2 separate regions of the Homo sapiens genome follow, and region 1 is linked to region 2. Evidence: chromatin contacts called from ENCODE Hi-C or POLR2A ChIA-PET data. All regions are on one chromosome and are shown on one strand. Each heading gives the region's core, a stretch centred on a gene start or an enhancer-like site at or near the end of the contact. The rest is flanking DNA. Distances are from core to core; before and after follow the strand shown. Region 1 overlaps HIVEP3 (HIVEP zinc finger 3). Region 2 overlaps HIVEP3 (HIVEP zinc finger 3).

Region 1 (3,899 bases), core at 683-3,182, 150 kb after region 2:
AATCCATGCATTCATTCCAGAAGTAATTACTGGGCACAGTCTCTGTGCCTGGCTCTGTTCTGGGTGCTGGGGGTTCCGCAATAAATAAAACAGCTCCTGCCCTCAGGCAGTCGGCATGGCAGGGGAGCTGGGCAAGGAACGATGGTGGAGTAGAGCAGGGGCCCTGCCTGTGAAGCCAAAGAGAAAGCAGAAGAGCCAAGTGAGGGCTGGGGCCCGTGGGGAGGGCCGCTGTGCTAGACAGGGCGGTGTGAGCAGAGAACCCACCCGGAGGAACCGGGGTCAGGAGCCACGTGGGGTCAGGGAGGAGCTCTCCTGCAGAGGGAGCAGCAGGTGTGGGGTCCCCGGGGGCCACGGCGCTTGGCCCGCGTGCTGGAGCCCGCTGGACGCGGGGGCAGCCGGTTCAGAGAGAGCTAGAGCCTGAGGGCTGAAGGGCATGGGGGGGTGCCCTGGAGCGGAGGAGAGAGGCAGGGCGTCCTCTGGCCTGTGCCGTGGGCGCGGGGAGCACGGGTGTGCTCAGGAGGTGGAAAAGCGGCGGGATTCTGGGGAGGTTCCGGAGGGAGAGCCCACAGGCTCAGATGACCCCATATGGGGCAGAAGAGAGGGGGAAGAACGAAAAGGAGCCATGGAGGACTCCAAGGATTACGGCCCAAGAGACTGAAGGATGGAGTTTCCACTTCCCGCGACGAGACAGATGCCGGGGGGAGCGGCAGGAGTTCGTGTCTGTGGGACGCGAGGTGGCGCGTGGGAGAACTGCCTGGAAGGAGCCAGGCGCCCCGGCCCTGCCCATGGTGCTGGCCAGGCTGGGCGCTAGCGCCACCGTGTGGCCTCTCCCAGCGGCGCCCGCCGCGCGCTCAAGCTCTCTCATTTGTGGAGCGTTGGCCTGGATCCCAGCAGGGGCGGGGCCGCCCAGCCAGGGGCATTCCCTCAGCGCCCTGCAGGAACGCAGATGTGGAGGCCCCGGCCAGCCCCGAGCTGGGCAGGGGACTCTTGGCTTCCAGCATTCATGCACTGAGTGCCCAGGACGGGCCATTACCCCCACTGGGTCTCAACTTCCACATTAGTAAAGAGGATCTTTAGGAGCCCTCCCTGCTGGACATCAGGAGACGCTGGTCCTGACTCTCCTTCACTCCTAACACTACCCCTGTGACCTTCATCTGCAAAATGCTGACAATCCCACCCCAGCTACCTGCCTGCTGAGACTGGGGGGACAGGGTATCATGGGATGACAGGAGCTGAAGTTTATTGGGTACTTACTGTGTGCCAGACCCTCACAGTCCTCTGAACAGCTTCCTAGAGTGCTTTTATTGCTACCCAGTTTACAGATGAGGAAACCAGACACACAGAAAGTAAAGTATCCAACGTCACACAGCAAGGAAGTGGTAGTGCTGAGATTCAAACCCGACCATTCCCTGCTTCTTAGTGCAGCACATCATTTTTAAACTGTCAGCGTAATAATGCAAGGGCTGTAAACCTTAGTTCTGACTCAGCCACCAGCTCTCACTGGGTCATCTGTGCCTGGATTTTGCTGTATGTAAATGAGGGGCAGGGCCAGGTGAACAGGTGTTGAATTAGGCCCCTCCCAAAGTCCTAGGCAAGGGAGGTAAATGCCTGGGGCATAACTACAAAGTTCACCCCCATCCCCAGCCCTGCTCTCATCCTAATCCTTCATTCCTCCTCTGGTCTCATCACCCTGCCTCTAGCCTCAGGGGCCTCCTTTTGCCTGCCAGCCCCAGCTCCACCCCATAGCTTTTGACCTACATCCGGCTGAATGCCCACTTTTGTCCACTTTGGACATCTGACTGCTGCATATTGAGTGACTTGGAAGTGCTAGTTCCGGGCTTTCTGGCCCCGGGGCAGCTGGGCATGGTTGAGAGCCAAAGCCTAGCTGCCCCAGCGGCCTGAGTCAGTTTCTGTGCCAGCCCTCCTGGTCAGGTGGGTGCAGTACTGATATGTGTGAGCGATGGGGCTGGCTGGCCAGCTCAACCCACCTGTCAGCAACCTCACTCTGCAGACCAGAAACAGGTTCCAATGGTCTAGTGATGGGCCAGCGAACAGGCCAGATGTTAGCGGAGCTCTCCCCAGCATCCGGATTGCTGTCCATTTCAGAGATGCCCAAACTAGACTCCTGACATGTTAGAGGTGACCCGACTGGTTGGGGTCATCCCAGAGGAATCAGACCAGGAGGCTAGTATTCCAGAGCCCTAACCCCCACTTTTAGACTCTATTCAATAACTCTGTCATTATTCTTATAGTCTGTTTAAGGAGTGCAAGTGACCTAAATGTCCAACAATATCTGAAACAAGTATCACAATTTTGTTTTTTGTTTACTCTTGTGAACAATTGCTTCCAAGTCACTCAACATGCAGCAGTCAGATGTCCAAAGTGGACAAAAGTGGGCATTCAGCCACATGTAGGTCGAAAACTATGGGGTGGAGCTGGGGCTGGCAGGCAATGGGAGGGCCCCGAGGCTAGAGGCAGCCTGGACTTCAAAAGGGCAGTGGCTCCTCAGATAAGAGCGTGGCTGGGATGGGGACCTGCTCTGCAGCCTGAGGCCAGCTTAGTCAAGCCGCCCACAGAGGCCAGAGTCCGCCACCTGCCAGATGCCATTGTGCCAGCCACCGGGAGCCTGGTCACCGTGGCAGATGTGTGTGTACACTGACCACGGATGGCTCTGTGCTGCTGGACCAGCCAGTGTGACTGCCCTGTCCTGGAATAACAGATTTCATCATTAATGTATTAATATGGTAGCTATAATTATTTTTAAGCCCTCAATATGTGCCAGGCCTTCATTTTAGTCCTCCTAGAAAACCTGGTGAGGTGAGACCATCACATTCATTCGACAAAGGGGGAGACCAAGCAGAGCAAGGTGGTAAGTTGCCCATGGTGAAGCCAGCACTGAGATGCTAGTGAAACAAACAAACAAACAAACAAACAAACAAAGACTGTCTTCTTTGCTATGGCTCAATCCCAGCCCTACTGCTGTCTTCCATGGGCAAGTTACTTACTTTCTCTTACCTCAGTTTCCTCATCTGTAACATGAGGATGAGAACAGTACCAGCTTCACAGGATTCTCTGAGGTCTAAATGAATAAATATACCTAAAGCTCTCAGAACTGAACATTGCACATTCTAGGCATAAGGGAATTATTGTTCATTATTATTTACAAAGCGCTCCCATATCTGTTACGTTTCTTGGTTGTCCCAACAATCTTGTGCCCTTGCGATGGCTATTTTGCCCAGTCAGCAGGCAAGGAAACTGGGGCTCAGAGAGGAGCAGCCGTGTGGGCAGTGGGGCCAAGGCCCAACTGTGACCTTGGGTCTTCTGTGTTTGCCCTCAGGAACCAGTGACGACCTGTTCCAGGACTCGGAAGGACGAGAGGGTTCAGAGGCTGTGGAGGAGCACCAGTTTTCGGACCTGGAGGACTCGGACTCAGACTCAGACCTGGACGAAGACGAGGATGAGGATGAGGAGGAGAGCCAGGATGAGCTGTCCAGACCATCCTCAGAGGCGCCCCCGCCTGGCCCACCACATGCACTGCGGGCAGACTCCTCACCCATCCTGGGCCCTCAGCCCCCAGATGCCCCCGCCTCTGGCACGGAGGCTACACGAGGCAGCTCGGTCTCGGAAGCTGAGCGCCTGACAGCCAGCAGCTGCTCCATGTCCAGCCAGAGCATGCCGGGCCTCCCCTGGCTGGGACCGGCCCCTCTGGGCTCTGTGGAGAAAGACACAGGCTCAGCCTTGAGCTACAAGCCTGTGTCCCCAAGAAGACCGTGGTCCCCAAGCAAAGAAGCAGGCAGCCGTCCACCACTAGCCCGCAAACACTCGCTAACCAAAAACGACTCATCTCCCCAGCGATGCTCCCCGGCCCGAGAACCACAGGCCTCAGCCCCAAGCCCACC
Region 2 (3,999 bases), core at 1,193-3,692:
TTCCAGTGAGAATTGGCACCAGAACTGAGGTGGGGGCTGAGTCTTGAAGTGGGGACAGATGGTTGTGGGAGGAGCTAGGTGAGGGCTCCCCAGCTGACACTCCTGGCCTGGGGAATGACTACCGCTGGAAAGGCCTGCATGGCTTGGAAGGCTCAGGGGCATCCAGTCTGACTGTGTCTGGTACAATGAAAGGGCTTGACAAATTGCATTTTCCTTCATCCTTCCCCTCCACCTCATTAGGGCCAGCTCAGGACTCCGTGTTTTGGGGGGTTGGCATGGGGATATCCCAGGCTCCCTGATGGCTGCAGAGGAGTTTGTCAAGAGAAAGGAGGAGACAAATCCCAAGCCATCCCAGTCTCCTGAGCATTCAAGCCAGTCTAGCTGAGAACCCCGCCTTTCATCCCAGCCCCCAGCCAGGGACCCTAGGACATCAGCCACTGTTCTGGGTTGGGTAAATTCTCCCCCGTCCTCTGGTTAGTTTGTCTTAGGATTTGCCCCTCAGGACCATTCATTCACTTAACAAACATTTGTAAACTTATCAGTCCTGGGAGGGGAGAGGGATCAAGATGGAAAGTTCCCTGAAGCTCCCAGTCTGAGGAAGAGGAGGCCCCCAATAACTGACTTCAATGTGAGGTGATGGGCAAGTCTGTAGAGGCAGGAACTATTGAGTTGCCTGTGGCATCATGGAAGGTGACCAAATCCATTGGGAGGGTCCCTTGAGGCCAGGCCACCTCTCAAAGGGGAGGAGGATGTCATTCAACTTGGGGCAGGAGCAAGGCTGTCATCTGAGCCTGTGTGTGTGAATGATAGAAAGTCACCCCTCAGGGCATATGAATTATAACAAGGCACCCACCTCCTCTGCCTGGAGTTGCTTTCAGACAGAAAACGGGAAGCAGGACAGTGGGGGCAGGGCAGGAGTGGAGTGAGGAGCAGGAATCTGTCCCAGGGGGCACCCCACCCCAGTTGCCCTGCTCAAGAGAAGGACCTGTATCAAGGGCAGGCTTGGATTCAGGGTGTGAAGGACAGCTGGAGGGGGTGGAGAAGACATTTCAAAGGGAAAGCCTGTATGAAGACCTCAAGAAGTGGAAACTGGTGCAAAGTGGTGCGTGTTGGGGGTGGTGGCTGGGCAAATGGCAGGATGGGCTGAGCTCTGGGAGATGCAGCTGGTCCGTGGGGCCTTGCATGCCAGATCAGGAAGTGTGGTCCTTCCCTTTGGGGCTTTGTCAGAAGGAGGATGACCCAATTAGAGCTGGGATTGGGCCCTGGGAGCTGATGGAAGTTGAGAGAGACTGGGGTGGTGGTGATCCACAGAACAGCTGGGCAGCTTGGCAGCTGGTCAGTGGGTTTGCAATCGTGTACGTGAGTGTGCAGACCCATGTCCAGCTGCAATCACACCTGCCTTGACTCTCTGCAAGCCCTGGAGCCATAGCTTCCTCCTCTCTGCCCCTAGGAATGTAGTGCCTCTTAGAAGGTGGGGGTTCCCTCCATTAAAGCTGGGGGTCTGGGAGGAGTCTATTTGCTCTGATCTGGCTTTGGAGGAAGGGTGGCAGCTCTATCAGAGGCTGTTGTATAAAGGCACACAAATGCCCAAGGTCACTAATCCGCCCTTTGGGCCTAGAGAAGTTGAGGGCATGACTTTGGAGCCAGAGGAAACCTGGAGCCTCCAAGGATCCCCCTGGAAACTTGGGTCAGCATAGTGCTTAGTTCCCCTGTGGGGCCTCAAACTTTCATGACCCTGAAAGGGAGTGCTTGGTTAAATTCTGCATCCTAGGCACTTAACTTACCTCACTCTAGTCCTGGCTTAACCCCACTCTACACCCCCGACCCCCAGCTCCATTGTCTCCTCCTGAGGCTGTTCCTGGAGTCAGCCAAACCCAGGGCCAGCCCTGGTTCCACTGTGGCAGAGGGTTGACCTCTGCCAAATAACCTCTGGTGGGCATCAGTGAAATAACAGATCACGGAGAGAGATCTCAGGGTCCTGGCCTTCCCGCAGACCTGTGGAGGCCTGGCTGGGAACTGGCTCAAGTGTGCTTGATCCTGGCCAGAGCAAGGACCAGAGTGACTCAGGCCCAAATCCCGAGATCCAGCAGCTTCTGGTAAAGTCAAGCCATTGGGAAGCCCCGGGGTGTCCCCCGCCCCCACCCCAGGCCTGAGCCCAGGGAGGCCCTGGCAGGCCCGCCCCGCCCAGAGCTCATTAAAGCGGATTCCCGCCTGGGGAGGCGCGGGCTTCCCGGAGCCCGGCTGGCACCCAGGGGGAAGGCGGGGAGCGCACACTTTGGGGACGGCGATGGACTCCCGCTGGGCCCGGGTGCGACCAAGGCGTGGCGCAGAGTGGCAGGGCCCCGGCGGCGGCGACAGGGGCTTCCCTGTCTGCCCTCCCTAGAGGGCCCAGGAGGAAAAGACAGCGCCGGAGCCGGGGCGGGCGCGGAGGGAGGGGCGGCGCCCGGAGTGACACGGCCTGTCACCGAGGAGGCCGGCGCGCAGACCCTCCCCGCGGCCGCCGGCAGCCAGGGATTCCCCGGGCGAGGAGACCCTCCCCTGGCAGCCGCCAGCCGCGCCCGGGCCCATCTGCGACCCCGGCCGCGAAGGCATCCCGGGGTGGCCAGCAGTGAGGCCGAGCGGACGGGAGAGGCGCCCCGGGCCGGCGGCGGGGTCCCCGTGCTCGGCGACAGGAAACTCTGGGGAGTGAATGGAAAGAAGTGGGTGGTCCGGCCCCTGCGACTTCCCCTGACATCACTGCCCAAATAAGGAGCTTCCAAGCGGCCGCGGGGCGGCCCGGAGCCGCGCCCGCCGCCGGCGCCCGCCCGCCAGCCCGCCCCGCGCCCACCCCGCGCCGCGTGGGCCGCCAGCGAGCGCCTGGGGCACCGCCGGGCGGAGCCGAGCCGGGCGGAGCCGAGCGCGCGGGCGCTGCCGAGCCGCGCGGAGGCCGGGCGCGCAGCCCAGCGCAGCCCAGTCCAGCGCGGCGCAGCCCAGCCCAGAGCAGCGGAGCCTCGGCCGCCCGCAGGTAAGCAACGAGCGCCCCGCGCGCCGCGCCCCCGCCGCGGCCTGGCAGCCCAGGGACCGGGCACCGCCGAGCGGGCGGCAGAGGGACCGGAGGGAGCCGCGTCGGTGGGAGAGGGCTGGGCGCGGGCGCGCTTGCAGTAGTGCGTCGGTGCCAACTCCCGGGACCCTTGGAGTGAGGGGCCCCGGCTTCTTCGCAGCCTGCGGTGGCCTGATGCACGCGCTCTCAGCCAGCGTTTTCCAGACACTACTTCTGTCACCACCCTAGGGCGACACAAGCGTTCCCGCGTTCACACACTTCTCTGGCACACTCGCGCCTGGCACGGCCGTTGGCGTGCACAGCCTCCTGTGTCCAGCGCAGACTCTCACCCCGGCGCGGCGCTCACCCCTCGCACCCACGCATACCGTGGGACACGGCACACCCGGCGGGAGCTGCTGAATGGGTTTGGCAGCCCTAGCTTCCCCCAAGGCCATGCAGTTTCAGTCTGTCAGAGCCCACCAGCCTGGGGCTCCTCGGGGCTCATTGGGAGTGAGTTAAACTAGCATTGCTCTGGATCCTCCGAGGAGCCCCTCCTCCCGGCATAATGACAGCTGGCACTGGGGGTACATCCTAGCGGGTTGTACCTGGCATGGTCAGGAGGGTGTGGCGACTGGGAGAGATCTACTCCCACTTCACAGCCTGGATGTTTCCAGAGCGGCTTCTACTCCAGGGGCATTTCTGAGAGCACCCTCCCCAACCCCCCTTAATCAGAGCAGGGTGCTTGGGCTTCAGACAGAAGTGGTGGTGGCTGCAAAACAGGTGCAGATAGCATCAGCCTTGGCATCTTGCAGGGATCTCTGCATAGTGGCCACAGTTGTTTATCTATAAAAATATAATGTATTGATTGATGTTTCATCAAGGACATAGGGGAAACTGATAGAGCCAAATTATGGGTCTATCCCTTAGTGACTCTGGGCAGACTCGTTCGTCTCTTTCAGGCTATGTTTTATCAAAAATGG

Evidence for each region. A loop is a pair of places that touch in the nucleus more often than their neighbours do. ChIA-PET counts read pairs that join two places held with the same protein, here RNA polymerase II (POLR2A). Pooled maps may share reads with other maps.
Region 1: a loop to region 2 is called in a map of gastrocnemius medialis, with 3 times the contacts of the local background. The contact joins two enhancer-like sites. A Hi-C loop is called at or near these places in 5 of 168 maps with a recorded cell type or tissue (GM12878, PC-9, aorta and 2 more), 1 of 37 single-sample maps with no recorded cell type and 10 of 50 pooled maps. POLR2A ChIA-PET finds 5 or more read pairs at or near these places in 2 of 52 experiments (AG04449 and GM12878).

Annotation. Positions count from the first base shown.
Region 1 is chr1:41,513,189-41,517,087 of GRCh38, reverse strand. It overlaps HIVEP3 (HIVEP zinc finger 3), which reads left to right. Exons shown (of 9, transcript NM_024503.5): 8 at 3,338-3,899. Among named protein-coding and RNA genes, the nearest start is that of EDN2, 30 kb to the right of the region's middle. RefSeq lists a silencer at 736-915 and an enhancer at 3,560-3,899. Within about 2 kb of position 1,932, at least 12 of the 41 ENCODE cell types and tissues checked have a DNase peak (open chromatin) inside an H3K27ac peak, as active enhancers do.
Region 2 is chr1:41,661,139-41,665,137 of GRCh38, reverse strand. All of the region lies in intron 2 of HIVEP3 (HIVEP zinc finger 3), which reads left to right. Among named protein-coding and RNA genes, the nearest start is that of EDN2, 180 kb to the right of the region's middle. RefSeq lists a silencer at 2,156-3,035. Within about 2 kb of position 2,442, at least 31 of the 41 ENCODE cell types and tissues checked have a DNase peak (open chromatin) inside an H3K27ac peak, as active enhancers do.